Regions from separate parts of the Homo sapiens genome. Here region 1 is linked to region 2. Evidence: chromatin loops called from intact Hi-C (ENCODE). Cell type or tissue: dorsolateral prefrontal cortex. All regions are shown on one strand.

What was found. A loop is a pair of places that touch in the nucleus more often than their neighbours do. Peaks named below come from ENCODE experiments on the same cell type or tissue, not always from the same donor. Only the 100,000 strongest peaks of a DNase experiment are listed, where the experiment ranks them.
Region 1: a loop joins it to region 2, with 2.6 times the contacts of the local background. A loop is called at or near these places in 6 of 110 quality-filtered maps.

What each region holds. Positions count from the first base shown.
Region 1 is chr3:72,450,204-72,458,203 of GRCh38, forward strand. No RefSeq gene overlaps it. Among named protein-coding and RNA genes, the nearest start is that of RYBP, 7.6 kb to the left of the region's middle. In dorsolateral prefrontal cortex, no CTCF peak of the experiment used is centred here; no DNase peak of the experiment used is centred here.
Region 2 is chr3:72,601,379-72,609,378 of GRCh38, forward strand. LOC105377161 (a long non-coding RNA gene) reads right to left here. Exons shown (of 11, transcript XR_940962.3): 9 at 6,518-6,636; 10 at 183-365. Among named protein-coding and RNA genes, the nearest start is that of RYBP, 160 kb to the left of the region's middle. RefSeq lists a silencer at 4,747-4,947. In dorsolateral prefrontal cortex, no CTCF peak of the experiment used is centred here; a DNase peak (open chromatin) is centred at 3,250; H3K27ac peaks cover 2,448 bases.

The DNA.
Region 1 (8,000 bases), 150 kb before region 2:
AGATCACTTGAGCACAGTAGGCGGAGGTTGTAGTGAGATGAGATCACACCACTGCACTCCCGCCTGGGCAACAGAGTGAGACTCTGCTTCAAAGAGAAAAAAAAAATTGTTTGAAACCCGTGGTTTTAGTGTAGATGCTGGTTAGAAGCACTGGCCAAGAAATGTCCAGTATAAATGTTTCCACAGATACATAAGACACATTCGAAGTCTACATTTTGACTTCCTTCCCCTCATTCGCTTCACTCACACCGGCTTCCTGGCTGTTCCTAAAACAGTTCCCTACCTTCAGGGCCTCAGAGCCTTCACACTTACTGCTTCCTTGGCTTGGAATGCTCTTTGCGCAGATACCCACATTCATTGTCAGCTGCCTCAATTCCTTCAGGTCTTTACGCAAAAGTCAATTCCTCACTGAGATTTTCCCTGGTCACGCAATCTACATCTGCATGTGTTTTGTTTCTTTTCCTTTCCTTTTCTTTTTTTTTTTTTTTTTTTTTTTGGAGACAGAGTCTTGCTCTGTTACCCAGGCTGGAGTGCAGTGGCAGGATCACAGCACGGCTCACTATAGCCTCAACCTCCTGAACTCAGACAATCCTTCCACCTCAGCCTCCTGGGTAGCTGAGACTACAGGCATGTAATACCACACCCAGCTAATTTTTCTTTTTTTTTCTTTTTTTTTTTTTTAAGTAGAGAGAGGGTTTCACCATGTTGCCCGGGCTGGTCTGGAGCTCCTGGGCTCAAGAGATCCTCCGGCCTCAGCTTCCCAAGTTGCTGGGATTATTGGCGTGAGGCACTGCACCCGGCCCAATCTAAAAATTTCATACACCAACCCACAACCTGATGTCCCATGTCCCTCTGTCCTGCTCTACTTTTCTCTCCTTAGCATACCCTACATTTGGCTCTTATAATGAGGAGACTTTTTCTCTAATGTACCCCACAGTTCAGTTATCTTGTTTAAGCAGATCCTTGCCCCAGTAGAATATATGCTTCATGATGGCAGGGATTTTATTTTTCTGCTGTGTTCCCCCCACCATCCCACCTAGTATATATCAAGTGCCTAGAACACTGACTAGTGTACATTCGTTGAAAAAAAAATCTCTTTCATTTAACAATATATTGAGTAGCAACTAGCTATCATGCTCATGCCAGGGAATGGAAGATCAGATAAACAAAATAGACTTCATTCCTAATCTTTTGGAGTTTACCTCCTAGTTGAGGAGCCAGACATTATACAAGTAATTACAATTGTGACAATTGCTACAAAGACAAAATACGAGATGAGAGGTGAGAGGGTGCTAAGAGAGGGAGGTTGTTGATGTAGCCGGTGGAGCCGGGAACTCCCCTGAAAAAGTTAAGTTGCCCACAAGAAAAAAAGGCAAAAGCAGTCAGGTGTCTGGTGCTTTGGAGGAGCTAAAGGCAAGCAGCTGTGGCCAGAGTCCCGCCAGAGAGGAGAAATGAGGCTGGAGAGGCAGGTGGCTGGATAGATCCATATGGCAGGGTAGGGAGTGAGTTGGGAGTGAGGTCTTTATCCTGAATGCGATGGAAGCCACTGATGAGTTTACAAGAATATGTCTACCTGGGACTGTCAGTGTCTGCCTTAAAGAATTAGATGCTGGGAGAAGCAGACTCCTTGGAGGAGGGGAGGTAGTGGAAGGACCTTTAAAGTGGCCCAGATTCAGACCATGAAGGGCAGCTTGGGTGGGCTTCCCTCCTTTCTTCAGCTCAAGAAAGAAGTGAAAGCCACTGAGGCTTGCCAATGGGAAGGGCTGGAAAGTTATCAACTCAGGCTTCCTCCTGCCGTTAAATTTGCAAGTGCTACTCCCTAGACGGAAACCTGAATACTCACTAAGCCTAGGACTTTGAACCTTAGGAATCCCCAATGAAGGTATTATAAACAAGTGAGAGAAAAAAGGTTTGCTCCAAACACCTCAGTGCTTACCCCTGCCCCACCCATGATACACCTTCTTATGGTCTGAGTCCCACACCCTGATCGGGGGTGACATTTTCAACAATCTGCAGTGCAATGAGAAAAATAAAGGGTAAATGTATGAGTACTTTCCTATGACCAGATAAATTACCAATGGTTGATTCTTGGGAAAGACTATTTTTTATTCTGAGATGATGTTCTTTCACTTTTTTTCTTTTTTCAGAGGTTTGGGTAATTTAAGCGTCCCTTCTTTAATGGAATGATGGCAATAGTACGTGGCAGTTGCCTTTCCTAAAATGTCCTCAATTGACCAGATCACCAGTGGGCAATTCGGTGTTGATTTCTCAATTCTCTGCCCTCGCTGATTTTATCCGTGTAGTTTTAAGGGCACCAAGACCTAGATGATCTTAATGAAGCTTTCCGAGTTATGTGTGATTGAGGGGAAGAGGAAGGAGAAAACTGTATCACGAGGTGACTGAAAAAGCCACCCAAGAAGGAGTGAAGCCAGAAAGGTTAAAATGTCAATCCTAATAGCTAGGAATTAATGCCCTGCTTTGCACATAATATTCCTTCAGTGGCTTAAAAGAGAAAACTGTTGCTTGGAGCAGCTACCTACCTGGAGCTGGAGGGTCTTAGGAACTAGGGAGAACCCAGCTCATCTCACTTAAAGCCTGAGGCTTGTGCTGGTATCACTGGGTACATCTGGAGACTAATGCTGAAGATAAGATTAACTTCTAAAGAAGCTCCCCTGGAGTCAGAGCGAGATGGAACTTCCCTGACCATCTGCGTTGAACCTTCACCAGATTTTGCAACCTGGTGACATTTTACAGTGTCATCTGTGCACGTGCTTATCAGAGATGTGAAGTTTCATTGATCTGCCTCTTCCATAGTAGGAAATATCACAAGTCAAAATTGTCCTGGCTTATACGTCACACCCTCGACAAAAATTAACTCAAACTGTATCATAGACCAACATGTGAAACCTAAACCTATAAAACTTCCAGAAGAAAATATAGGAGAAAATCTTTGTGGCCTTGGGTAGGCAAAGGTTTCCTAGATATTAAACGAAAAGCACGATCCATAAAAGAAAAAGTTGATAGCTTCTACACCATCAAAGTTAAAAACTTCTCTCTGAAAGACACTGTTAAGAATATGAAGGGACAAATCAAAGACAGAAAATATTTGCAAAGCACATATCTGATAAAAGACTTATATCCAGAATATATGAAGAACTTTTACCGTGCAATAAGAAGACAAGCCACCTAATGAAAACATGAACAAGAGATGTGAGTGGACACTCCACCAAAAGATACACGAATGCACAATAGGTACATGAAAAGATGCTCGACATCATTATTCATTAGGGAAATGCAAATTGAAACCACAAAGAGACACCACTGCACATCAGAATGGCAAAAAAGACAAAAAAACAAACAAAAAAAACCACCTGACAATCCCAAGTGCTGGAGAGGATGTGGAGTGACCCTCACACATTGCCAGTGGGAGTGCAATATGGTACAGTTCCTCTGGAAAAACAGTTTGGCAGTTTCTTATAAAGTTAAACATACACTTACCATATGAGCCAGCAGTCCCACTCCTAGGGATTTACCAAAAAAAATGAAGACATATGTTCACATAAAAACCTGTGCTCAGATATTTATAGCAGCTTTATTCATAATCACCAAAACTTGGAAACAACCCAAATGCCCTTTAACTGGCGAGAAAATAAACAAATTGTGGCACATCCATACCATGGAATACTACTCATCAATTAAAAGGAACACACTACTGATCTATGCAATGTGGATGAATCTCAAATACATTATCCTAAGTGAAAGAACACAGTCTCAAAAGGTCACATACTGTGTGGTTCCATTTACGTAACTTTCTGGAAAAGGCAAAATTAGAGGGATACAGAACAGATCAGTGGTTGCCAAGGATTAGGGGTGGAGGGAGCATTTGACTACAAAGGAGTGGCAGCAAAAAAGAATGCAGGGGGAGGGTGGAAGTTATCTACATCTTGACTATGGAGGTACTTAGAAGATAGAATGCATTTGTCAAAACTCAGACCTGTACATCAAAACGAGTAAATTTTGCTACTCAGGAGGCTGAGGCAGGAAGATTGCTTGAACCTAGAAATTTGAGGCTGCAGTGAGCTATGGTCATGCCACTGCTCTCCAACCTGAGAGACAGAACAAGAACCTGTCTCTGAAAAAAGGTAAGTAAATTTTACTGTATATAAGTTACATCTCAATAACTCTGGATTGAAAAGTTCCCTAAGCATCTACACTCCATATTCCTTCCCCTCTTAAAGTAATAACCATAAGACCTAGCATCGTGTAGCTTTGCTGTCTGCCTGGCACTGTGAATAATCCTGTCCTTTCCAGAGTATTCTTCTTTTCAGTAATTTATCCAGTTACTCAAGCCATAATCCTTGGAGTTATCCTTGACTTCTCTCTTTTTCTTATACCCTACATCAGTCCAGCCTTTGCACTTGACCTTCAGTATATATCCTGAATCTGACCACTTCCCATTATCTCTATTGCTGTCGCTCCAGTCCAACAAAGAATTACTTCTCAGCCTCCTAACTGAAAAGAGGAGGACTTCTAGTCTTCTCTTCTTGCACTCTGTACTGTCAGGATATGCTTGGTTATGCTATGGTAACCCTCCCAAATCTTCGTGATTTATCCCAACAAAGTGATTAAAGGGATTTCTTGCTAAAGCCACTTGTCTGCAGGTCAACACCTCCACCCTGTCTCTCCTCACTCTTTGGACCTAGGCTGTGGTGGCCTGAATGTGTCCCCCACAATTCATGCGTTGGAAATTTAATTCCCAATGCAACAGTGTTGGGAAGTAGTGCCTTTGCAGAGGTGTTTAGGTCATGAGGGCTCTATTCTCATGAATGGATTAATGCTGCTATAAAAGGGCATGGCAGAGGGAGTTCATCCTCTTTGCCCTACTGCATTCTGCCATGTGAGGACACAGCGTTCCTCCCCTCTGGAGGATACAGTGTTCAAGGTGCCACCTTGGAAGCAGAGAGCAGCCCTCAATAAATGCTAGCACCTTGATCTTGGACTTCCCTGCCTCCAGAACTGTGAGACAATAAATTTCTGTTCTTTATAAATTACCCAGCAGTCTTGGGTGTTTTGTGATAGCAGCACAAACAAAGACCCAGGCTTTCTGAGCTGCATCCAGCTTGAACATCATTGGTGGCTGTAAAGGAGCTCTAGAGGCACGCATTCTGGCAACCAGCTGCCTGGCCTGGAAGTGACACAGTGACCTGTGCTCACAACTCATTGGTCAGAGTCTCATGGCCACGCTGCACAACAGGAAGCATAAACAGGAAGCCAGCATGTGCCCAGGAGGTAGAGAGCAAGAAATATTTGGCCATCGGCCTTGTGATTACCATGATTCTTTAAAGTCTTCTCTCAAAACCACGTCAAGAGATCCTTTTAAGATGCTGGTGACTCACCTGCACAAAATCCTCAAATGACTTTCATGACATTTAGATGAAAATCCAGAATCTTGACTCTGGCCTTCAAGACCTGCTAACTTCATCCACCCCTGGCTTCTTCACCCCCAGCTCAGCTCTAGGAACTTGGGCCCCTTGCTGTTTCCTGCCATGTCCGGCCCCTCCTCAGGGCCTTTCTGCCTGTTCTCCTCTGGATATTCCCACAGCTACATTGCTCTCATAGTCCAGGTGGATGCTAAATGCCCCTTCTTCAGGGAGGACTTCCCTGACTAGGACATCTTACATAGCATAATCCCCAGTCACTGCCACCCTCACCCTGCTTTATCTTTCTTTACACCCTTAGCATGACCTAGCACTGTATGATGGTGTGTGTGTGTGTGTGTGTGTGTGTGTGTGTGTGTATGTATGTTTTGGCCTGGTTCATCCAGTAGAATGTAATATTTGTTGGGACAGGGACTTTCCTTTGTTCAATCCTAGTTTGTGGGCCTGTCTCCCTGTGAGTTTTTGCCATAGCAGTCCAGCCACACATGCCAGAGCCCAGGAAATGGATGATGAACTTTAGTACATTCCAGTTTGAGCCTTGTGAATATTCAGGTGAGTGGTTCCCTATGATGGTATGATTTCCTTCAGTTTTTCCATAATTTTTTTTTTTTTGAGATGGAGTTTTGCTCTTTGTTGCCCAGGCTAGAGTGCAATGGCGTGATCTCGGCTCACTGCAACCTCTGCCTCCCAGGTTCAAGCAATTCTCCTGCCTCAGCCTCCCGAGTAGCTAGGATTACAGGTGTGCACCACCACGCCTGGCTAATTTTGTATTTTCGTAGAGACGGGTTTTCTCCATGTTTGTCAGGCTAGTCTCCAACTCCTGACCTCAGGTGATCCGCCCTCTTCAGCCTCCCAAAGTGCTGGGATTACAGGCATGAGCCACTGTGCCCGGCCGTGTTTTTTGTTGTTATTGTGATTATTGTTGTTTGTTTTTTGAGAGAGGGTCTCACTCTGTTCCCAGGGCTGGAGTGCAGGGGTATAATGTCATCTCACTGCAGCCTTGACTTCCTGGGCACAAGTGATCCTCCCACCTCAGCCTCCCAAGTAGCTGGGACTACAGGCATATACCACCATGCCCAGCTACTTTTTGTATTTCTTGTAAAGACGGGATTTCACCCTGTTGCCCAGGCTGGTCTCGAGCTCCTGGGTTCAAGCAATTCACCTGCGTCAGTCTCCCAAAGAGCTGGGACTACAGGCGTAAGTCACTGCGCCTAGCCAGTTCTGCAATGTTTATTAAAGCCCCGGGCCCAGAAATTGCTTCCCCAGCAGCTTGTTCTTTTTTTATTATTATTTTATATTTGAGACAAGGGTCTATTTTTCTCAGGCTGGTCTCGAACTCCTGAGCTCAAGAGATCCTCCTTTCTTGGCCTCCCTAGTATCTGGGACTACAGGCACATACCACTGTGCTCGGCTACTGGCAGCTTGTCCTTGATACTTGAATTTCCACCCTTAGAGTCAGAGTCATAGAATGTTGAAGATGGAATGAAGAGTTAAGACCATCCATCTAGTACTGTCTTAGTTCAGAGGCAAAAACCCAGGGGCAGAGAGATCACAGAGGGCCTTCACATACATTGTTGCCTCTCACAGCTGCCTCTGTGTGAATTACCATTGACACTGGCAGGGTATGTAGTTCATCCAAGTTCATTCCTGCAACTCTCCAGGTTTTGTACCTGGACTTCAAAACCTGCTTTTCTGATTGCAGATTCTATTATGCTGCAAATGGAATCCCTAGAACTCAAATATCCTGACATTCATTAAGAGTAAGGTTAAGAAAGAGACTTACCCACAGGAACATCTAATAATGTTCGGGTCTATGTACACATTGTTATGAGCTGAACTGTGTCCCCACCCCCACTCCCAAATCAATATGTTGAAGCCCTAGTCCTGGCTACCTCAGAGTTTGACTGTATTAAAGATAGAGTCTTTAAAGAGGTGATTAAGTTAAAATAATGCCATTTGGGTGAGCCCAGTCTGACTGGTAACCCTATAAGAAGAGGAAATTTAGACACTCTACATAGAAAAATGAAGACAAATGCACACACAGAGGAAAGACCGCGTAAAGACACAGCAAGAAGGTGGCCTTCTGCAACCCAAGGAGAGAGGCCTCAGGAGAAACCAAACCTGCTGACACCTTGATCTTGGACTTCTAGGTCCTGAACTGTGAGGAAATAAATCTCTGCTGTTTAAGTAGAACAGTTTGAGTTACTTTGTTACAGCAGACCCAGCAAACTTATCCACACATCATGAGTTTGTGGGTAGCTAAAGAGAGGCTGCCCTGGCCAGGTGCAGAGGTTCACACCTGTAATCCCAGCACTTTGGAATGCCGAGGTGGGCGGATGGCTTGAGCTCAGGAGTGCAAGACCAGCCTGCCCAACATGACAAAACCCTGTCTCTACAGAAGATACAAGAATTAGCCGGGCATGGTGGTGCATGCTTGTAATCAGCTACTCAGGAGGCTGAGGTGGGAGGATCGCTTGAGCCAGGGAGGTCAAGGATGCAGTGAGCTGAGATCATGCTACTGCACTCCAACCTGGGCAACAGAGCGAGACCCTGCCAAAAAAC
Region 2 (8,000 bases):
AAATCACTCAGAACACCAGCTGCAAGAGCTCTGCTCACTGATTCATTCAGCAACTCTTTGCTCTATATCTGAGTGCAGGCACCACACCAGGCTTTAGGGATGGACTGGGGACATGGTCCCTGCCCTCCTGGAGCTTACATTCTAGGAGAAAGGCCCCACTCCCACAGGAATGCCCATCTTACCACGTGATTCTCCCCAAAATGGGGGATCCTTTTCCTTGCTTGTCCCTGGAGGACAGCTCAGATGCTTCTTCACTCTCGCTGCAAGGCTCAGGATGGAGGTCCTGGGGAGAAGGCCATTCTGGTTTCATTTACTTTTCTCTTTAGCTTCCTCTCTCTCCTCTTTCTGAACACCCTCCTTGCTATCTGGATGGAAGAAGGGGCAAAAGGAAGAAGGAATAAAATGTTCGTGAATGAAGAAGAACAGAAGAAAAAAGTTGAGGATGACAGGAAGGGAAGAGAACAAAGTAAGGCTGGGGATGACGACACCTGTGGCCAACCCAGTGATGGAGGGTGGGATGAATGTGAAGCCACCGAGGACCTGGATGTCCTCTCCCTTTTACCAAAGCCCTTCAGGCACTGACGGGACTGGGAAAAGAGGAGAGGACTGACAGATATGAAGAGATTGAGAAGAAACATCATCCAACCTTGTAGCAGCAACCCCCAAGGTCACCAGCCTGCTCAGATTTTTTTTTTTTTCAGTATGAAACACTTAACAATCCTTCTCACACTTGCCAGTAGCTTATGGCAGAGGTCAGCAAACTACAGCCTGTGGGATAATCCCACCTGCTGCCTGACTTTGTAAATAAAGTTTTATTGGAACACAGCCACTCTCAGTTCTGTATTGTCAAGGGCTGCTTTCACACTACAACACAGAGCTGATTAGTTGCAACAGAGACTGTGTGGTCTGCAAAGCCTAAAATATTTACTAGCTGGCTGCTTACAGAAAAAGTTTGCCAACCCTTGGGTGTTATTCCTAGGCTCTTGAGCCTTCAGAGTTCTAAAATTGCTTATCAATTCTTCAGCACTTCCTTTAAATCCACTCATCAAATATTTATAGAAGCCTACTGTATTAGAATATTCTCTTTTTGTTGCAAGTGATGGAAAACTCAGCTCACGTGGGCTCCAGCTAAAAAAGCGGGGGAGAGGGTTCTTGTTTCCTGTAACTGAAAAGTCCAGGGATTGAGGGACTTCAAGCATGGCTGACCCCAGGAGCTCAAACAACAGCAGCATGATATGGCGGTTAGAAACAACTTGCTTCTAACCAACAGAACACAGCAAAGGTGATGAGTTGTCATTTTCATGATTAGGTTACAAGAGATTATAACCTCCGTCTTGCTAGCAGACTCTCTCTCTTGCCTTCTCAGCTTGTGCACTCGGATGAAGATAGCTGCCATGTTGGAAGGGCCTGCATGGCCAGAAATGGAGGCAGCTTCCAGTCAACAACCAGTGAGGACTGAGACTCTCGATCAAACAGCCCTCCCAGGAACCAAATTCCACCAACAACCATGTGAGCTTGGGTGCAGATCTTTTCTCAATCAAACCTCCCGCTGAGATGCCAGCTATGGCTGACATCTTGCTTGCAAACTGATGAAAGACCCAGAAGCAGGGGACCTGGCTGAACTGCGCCCAGATTCCTGACCCATGGAAACTGTGAGATAATGAGAGAGAGAGAGAGAGAGAGAGAGAGAGAGAGAGAGAGAGAGTGTGTGTGTGTGTGTGTGTGTGTGTGTGTGTGTGTTTAAATATATATATTTTTCGTAGAGATGGAGTCTTGCTTTGTTGCCCAGGTTGATCTTAAACTTCTGGCCTCAAACGATCCTCCCAAAGTGCTGGGATTACAGGCGTGAGCCACCATGTCTGGCCATGTATGTTTTTTGGTTTTTGTGTTTTTTTTGAGACAGGGTTTTGCTCTGTCTTCCAGACTGGAGTGTGGCAGTGCAATCTCAGGTCACTGCAACCTCTGCCACCCGGGTTCAAGCAATTCTCCTGCCTCAGCCTCCCGAGTAGCTGGGATTACAGGCATGCACCACCGTGCCTGCCTAATTTTGTATTTTTAGTAGAGACAGGGTTTTGCCATGTTGGCCAGGCTGGTCTCGAACTCCTGACCTCAAGTGATCTGCTTGCTTTGGCCTCCCAAAGTGCTGGGATTACAGGTGTGAGCCACTGCTCCCAGTCCCACGTACATTGTTTTAAGCAGCCAGGTTTGTGGCAATTTTCTATGCAGCAATGAATAATGAATACATACCCTCATCTCTGAGAGAGGCTGGGAAGGTAATTTTTAGCTTGGTACATTGCCATCACCAACAAAATTGGGGTTCCCTACGAAAAAGGAGGAGAATGGATATTGCTGGGAAAGGCACAGGTATCTCACAGAAGCCACTGAGGCATACCTGGGAGGAGAAGCCAGTGTCTTGGATCAGGGCAGTGGCAGCAGGAATGGAGGGTAGCGATTGGATTCCTGGTTCCTGAGGTAGCAGCAATCTTATTTCTTTTAGAACAGTCTTCCTTTCACTTATTACCAGTTGGCAAGGTCCCCTTAGCTCCTCTCATACATGACCTGGTTCCTACACAGAGTTCCAGAAATGGAGCTCAAATCAGAAATCCAAAGCATTGCAGGAAAAACAGACTGGGCACAAAAGCCACTGGCTAGTTCCAAGTCACACCTTTCCTCTCATTCCCCGCTATTCAGTGGGTTTCTGGTAGTATGATTCAGTAGGATCTGGTAGTATGGCAAAAACCTCTTTCCTGGAGAGTTGAGAAAGTCTGCGATTCCAGATGCAGAAATAAAACTTATCCTTTAAAGTGTCTGCAGAAATGAAAAGAAACCCAGGTCCCTTTATAAATGTTTTAAAAATATACAGTACAGATTTGGGGGTCTAGACATGAATTTTATGGTTTAAAATCCAGCTAACCTAACCCTTCTGAGTCTCCACTTGGGGAGTTTGGAAAATGCATAATTTTAAGGGAGGCTGAATTTATGAGCGTTGTAGTTATAGCAACAGACACTTTAGATTCTGGGAGGCAGGTCCATGAGACTGTTACATAACAGTCAACTTTGTGGTTAAAAAAAAAAATGCAGGGAACACCAAGGCTGCTAAAAAATACATATAATAGAACCAAAAGACGAGGGAGATGGCAGGCAAGAGGGACAAAAATGAAGGCTGCAAAGGCTTTTTCAAAGAACATGATGAATCTTCTTGTGAAGGGGCAGGAGCTTCATCTCGCAGGCTTGCTGCTGCCAGCTCAGGCATGTAGGGAGAAACTCATCAGACAAAAGAGCAGACAAAAATATGGATGCAGCACTCAGGGGCCTGCCAAGCTGAGGATTAGGAAACAACAAAAAACACATGGATCGTGGAGGGGAGAGCTGCCTTCCGAGGGAACCTTGATCTAGGGAAGCCCAAAACGAAGGCATGGGTCAGGGCTGGGATGCTGTTTCCTCCTCTCATTTTCCTAATTCCGAGGCAGTCCCTACTATCCCGGGGAACTGTTCTTTGGAAGGTAGAGAGGTCAAAGATGCATCTCCCCAAGACTTCAGAAATCATGCTCTCTACCATGAAGCACTGGTACAAGATTGGAATCTCATGGTGCCCATGGTGTTGTGGTCGTGGAACAAGATTGGAGTCTCGTGGTGGTGTGATCGTGGGCAGAACAGCCTTTTGAACCAGGCAACAAGGGTCTTGCCCTGGCCTCCCACTTCAAAGGGTCCCCTCTGGGTTTGCGCCTCCTCAAAGGGGCAGATGTTTAAGGAGTCCATGGGACCAAGGAGATGTGCCCACCTGAGCCCCATGCACTCCCGCTTCCAGGCCCTAGTCTGGGTTCCTGGAATCCTTACTTCTCTGCCCAAGTAGCTGTAATCCTGTTTCCAGAATGTGCGTTGGCCTCTTCCCTTCTTTCTTTGTTGGAAGTCCAAACCTGCCCACCAGCATGTGCACCCAAGTCTGAGAGTTGACTTAGGGGCAGCTGTTTGAAGGACAGCGGGGATGGACATGGAGTTTGAAGGACATGGATATGCAGCTGGAGTGTCCACAAACGAGAGAGAGAGAGAGAGAGAGAGAGAGAGACAGAGACAGAGACAGAGACAGAGAGAGAAAGACAGCATGCATGAGTGAGGGACATTCTTCACAATGCAAAATGGAACGAGAGGTGGAACAGAAGGGGAGTGGGTGGAGTCAGGGCTGCTCTCCCTGCAAGATCACATTTGGGTGTGGAGGACCAAGGAGCCCGAGAAATCTAAAGTCCATCCTGGTGTTGCAGGGCATTAGGAAGATACATTTGTCCAAGTTGGAGGGTAGAACTTATTTTACATAGCATTTTGTACTGGGATGGATAATGTTTGAATACTTAGATATCGCTTTCATAAGCCCCCACTTGCACTCTTGCCACAGGGGCCAGCCTGAACACAGAGCTTGTGGTTCTGCTCTGCTTAGCTCCCATCATCCTGGCAGAAGGAGGAAAGGCAGTTGGAGGTGTCAAACCCTTTCCTACTGTGAAGTCAGACACTAAAAGATAATTCGGCAAGCTATAAAAAAAACAAAAAGCCCACTGGACCCTTGGCTGGAGTGCAACAGGGCCATCACGGTCATCCTCCATTGCACATGACACATGATGGCTGCAGAGTCATTATTCTGCTCCTGACATGTGCCCTCTCCTCCAGTGACTTCAGCCAGGGGCCCAGGCTCCTGCAAAGGAGCCCCTCACCCCTCACCTGCCCCCCAACCCCCTGCCTCCCCCGAGCTGGTCCACACAACTGAAGCAAAAAGCCATCTCCTATCTCAGCTTCAGACCCTAGCAAGAAAAATCAATAGCAGTTTGGCCCCTGGCCAGTCCTGTGTCACTCTGGACAAGCCAGTCTTATTTGCCATCCCCTAGATGAAGCCAGGGCACCAGAGCCTTCAGACAGAAAGAAGCCCAAATCCTCTTCCTAGGATGATCTTGGCATAGCCCTGATTTACAACCTCAGGGATCTGCTCCGGCCTCAGGTGCCCCAGCCGGGCAGTCTCCAGTCCGAGGGATAACTGAGCTGCCTGTTCAGCTATTTCTAGGCATAGCAGTGACCTCAGCTAGAGCCCCAGGCCCATCCAGGTGTGCCTGGTAAATGGATGGGATGGGCCTCTGAAATGTCTTTGCACGTGGGCTCAGAGTGCCTCTGAGAGAGGACTAGCCCTAAGGGAAAACAGAGCCGGGAGCCTTAAGCTTGGCCTAATAACAAAGCCTTGATTGTTAAGGAGGGCACATATACCATGAGGTCTGCTCTTAGGTTTTCTATTCCAGCCTGGCTTCCTGTAGACTGGGGTAGGAGGGAGGAGGGCCATAAAGACTGCAGGGAGAAAAAAGCTACAAGTTTTTTATTAAAACTCCATCAGGCCTTTCTGAGGGGGAATCATGTTTAAGCCTCCTTTCCCATACCCACTTCCCTCGGGAACACACAAATTAATAACGACAACATTGAGTTAGTGCTTATGTTGTGCCAGGCACCGAGCTAAGAACTTAGATCCATTTTCTCATTTAACTTTTACTACTATAGCCTGATGAAATAGTACATTTTTCATCAAGTACATTTTATGGATAAGAAAGCCAAGACACAAGGAGTGTCACCCAGATAGTAAAAAGGTCAAACCAGGGTTTCTTGTTGTCTTTTGTTTTGTTTTTTGAGACGGAGTTTCGCTCTTGTTGCCCAGGCTGGAGTGCAATGGTATGATCTTGGCTCATGGCAACCTCTGCCTCCTGGATTCCAGAGATTCTCCTGCCTCAGCCTCCCAACTAGCTGGGATTACAGGCACCTGCCACCATGCCTGGCTAATTTTTGCATTTTTAGTAGAGATGGGGTTTCACCATGTTGGCCAGGCTGGTCCTGAACTTCTGACCTCAGGTGATCCGCTTGCCTCGGCCTCCCAAAGTGCTGAGATTACAGGTGTGAGCCACTGTGCCCGGCCCAAACCAGGGTTTGAATCTTGGCCGTTCCACTACAGCCTCTTCTCTTTACCACTGAACCATACCAATCTGGTCAATTCTGGGAACTGAGTGGATCAGGTTTGAAGGAGAGTGAAGTTATATAATGCATTAAAAGATCAGGCCATGATTGCAATTCATAGATTCCACTTCTTCCATGTAGCCAGCATGCAAGAAAACATTAGACTTGTATCAGCAAGTGGTGGGAGGAATTAAAGGGATCAGAGCTCACCAGATTCTCTGGTTTGAAGCTGAATCAACTGTAGTAGTTTGAATGGCATCCCCTCAGAATTTGTGTTCATCAGCAACCTCAGAATGTGACCTTATTTGAAAATAGCCTCTTCACAGAAGTAATTAGTTAACAAGAAGTTATACTGGTTTAAGGTGGGACCTAAATACAATGACTGGTGTCCTTATAAGAAGAGGAGAGGAACACACAGAAGATAAGGCCATGTGAAGACAGAGGCAGGGATCAAAGCAAGGCAGCTACAAGCCAGGGAGCCCCAAGGACTTCCGACAACCCCAAACGCTAGGAGGAGTCAAGGAAGTATCCTTCCTCTCACCTTCAGTGGGAGCATGCTCCTGTCAATAGCTGGCTTCATGCTTCTACCTCTAGAACTGTGAGAGAAAGCATTGCTGTTGTTTTAAGCCATGCACTTCATGGTACTTGGTTACAGCAGTCCTAGAAAATTAATACAATAGTTTAGAAAAGCAAGGATGTTCCATGTGGTCCAATTGAGCTACCAAAGTCGTCTGTGTTGCAGTTCGGGGTCCAAGCCCCAGCTACCAAAACAATGTGACTTGGCTTCCTATTGGTCATTACTCCTTGTATGCGTATCTCTCTTAGATTGGTAGACAGTCATCTTTTTTCTTTGGCTGCCCAGCACTCATTTTACATTCTGATTTTTCCAGAAATCTTCATCTTTCATTCTAGATTACTTTTGGGGGAATTATCTCATTTTTGGTTAATGAGATCTGCAGGGAAAGTACTGCATCATGGGATGGGATCATCTCCCACTACAGAACTCAAAGGCACAGTCCCTGCCTCTCTCTAGCTTAATATGTTGGAGAACAGGCCCACCATGTAAGCTCAGGCAATTGGATTTTCTTTCCTGGGCTACTGTATAATGAAAGATCAAGAGTGAGGCCATTCCATGCAGGGTGACATGCTCGCAGAAAGGTTCCTGCTTGGAGACTGCTGCTGTGATTCATGCCATAGCCTCCAACATTGCCTTAGTTTCTGCTCCTATCCAAGTCTTATCCATTAGTCCAGAATCCATTTCCCATTCTAACAGCATGCAGATTTCCTTTTGGAAAATTACCTTCTGTCATTGTATGAGCATCTCCTATATGTTAGCTAGAGTTGATCTCTGTTGCTTGCAACCACAAACTCTAATTGATACACTGAAGAGACTGATGGAGAGGGGGCAGTTTGGCCTGAGCAGGACTTAAGTTTTGAAGGGCTTTTGGACAAAGAAAAAAATGAACCATAATACTATAACAACTTTATCCAAATACATGTATCACTGATGGGAGTGTAAATTGGTCTAATCACTTTGAAAGTCTGTTTGGCAGAACAGACACATGAAAAAATGCTCATCATCACTGGCCATCAGAGAAATGCAAATCAAAACCACAATGAGATACCATCTCACACCAGTTAGAATGGCAATCATTAAAAAGTCAGGAAACAACAGGTGCTGGAGAGGGTGTGGAGAAATAGGAACACTTTTACACTATTGTGGGACGGTAAACTAGTTCAACCATTGTGGAAGACAGTGTGGCGATTCCTCATGGATCTAGAACTAGAAATACCATTTGACCCAGCAATCCCATTACTGGGTATATACCCAAAGGATTATAAATCATGCTGCTATAAAGACACCTGCACACGTATGTGTATTGCGGCACTATTCACAATAGCAAAGACTTGGAACCAACCCAAATATCCATCAGTGATAGACTGGATTAAGAAAATGTGGCACATATACACCATGGAATACTATGCAGCCATAAAAAAGGATGAGTTCATGTCCTTTGTAGGGA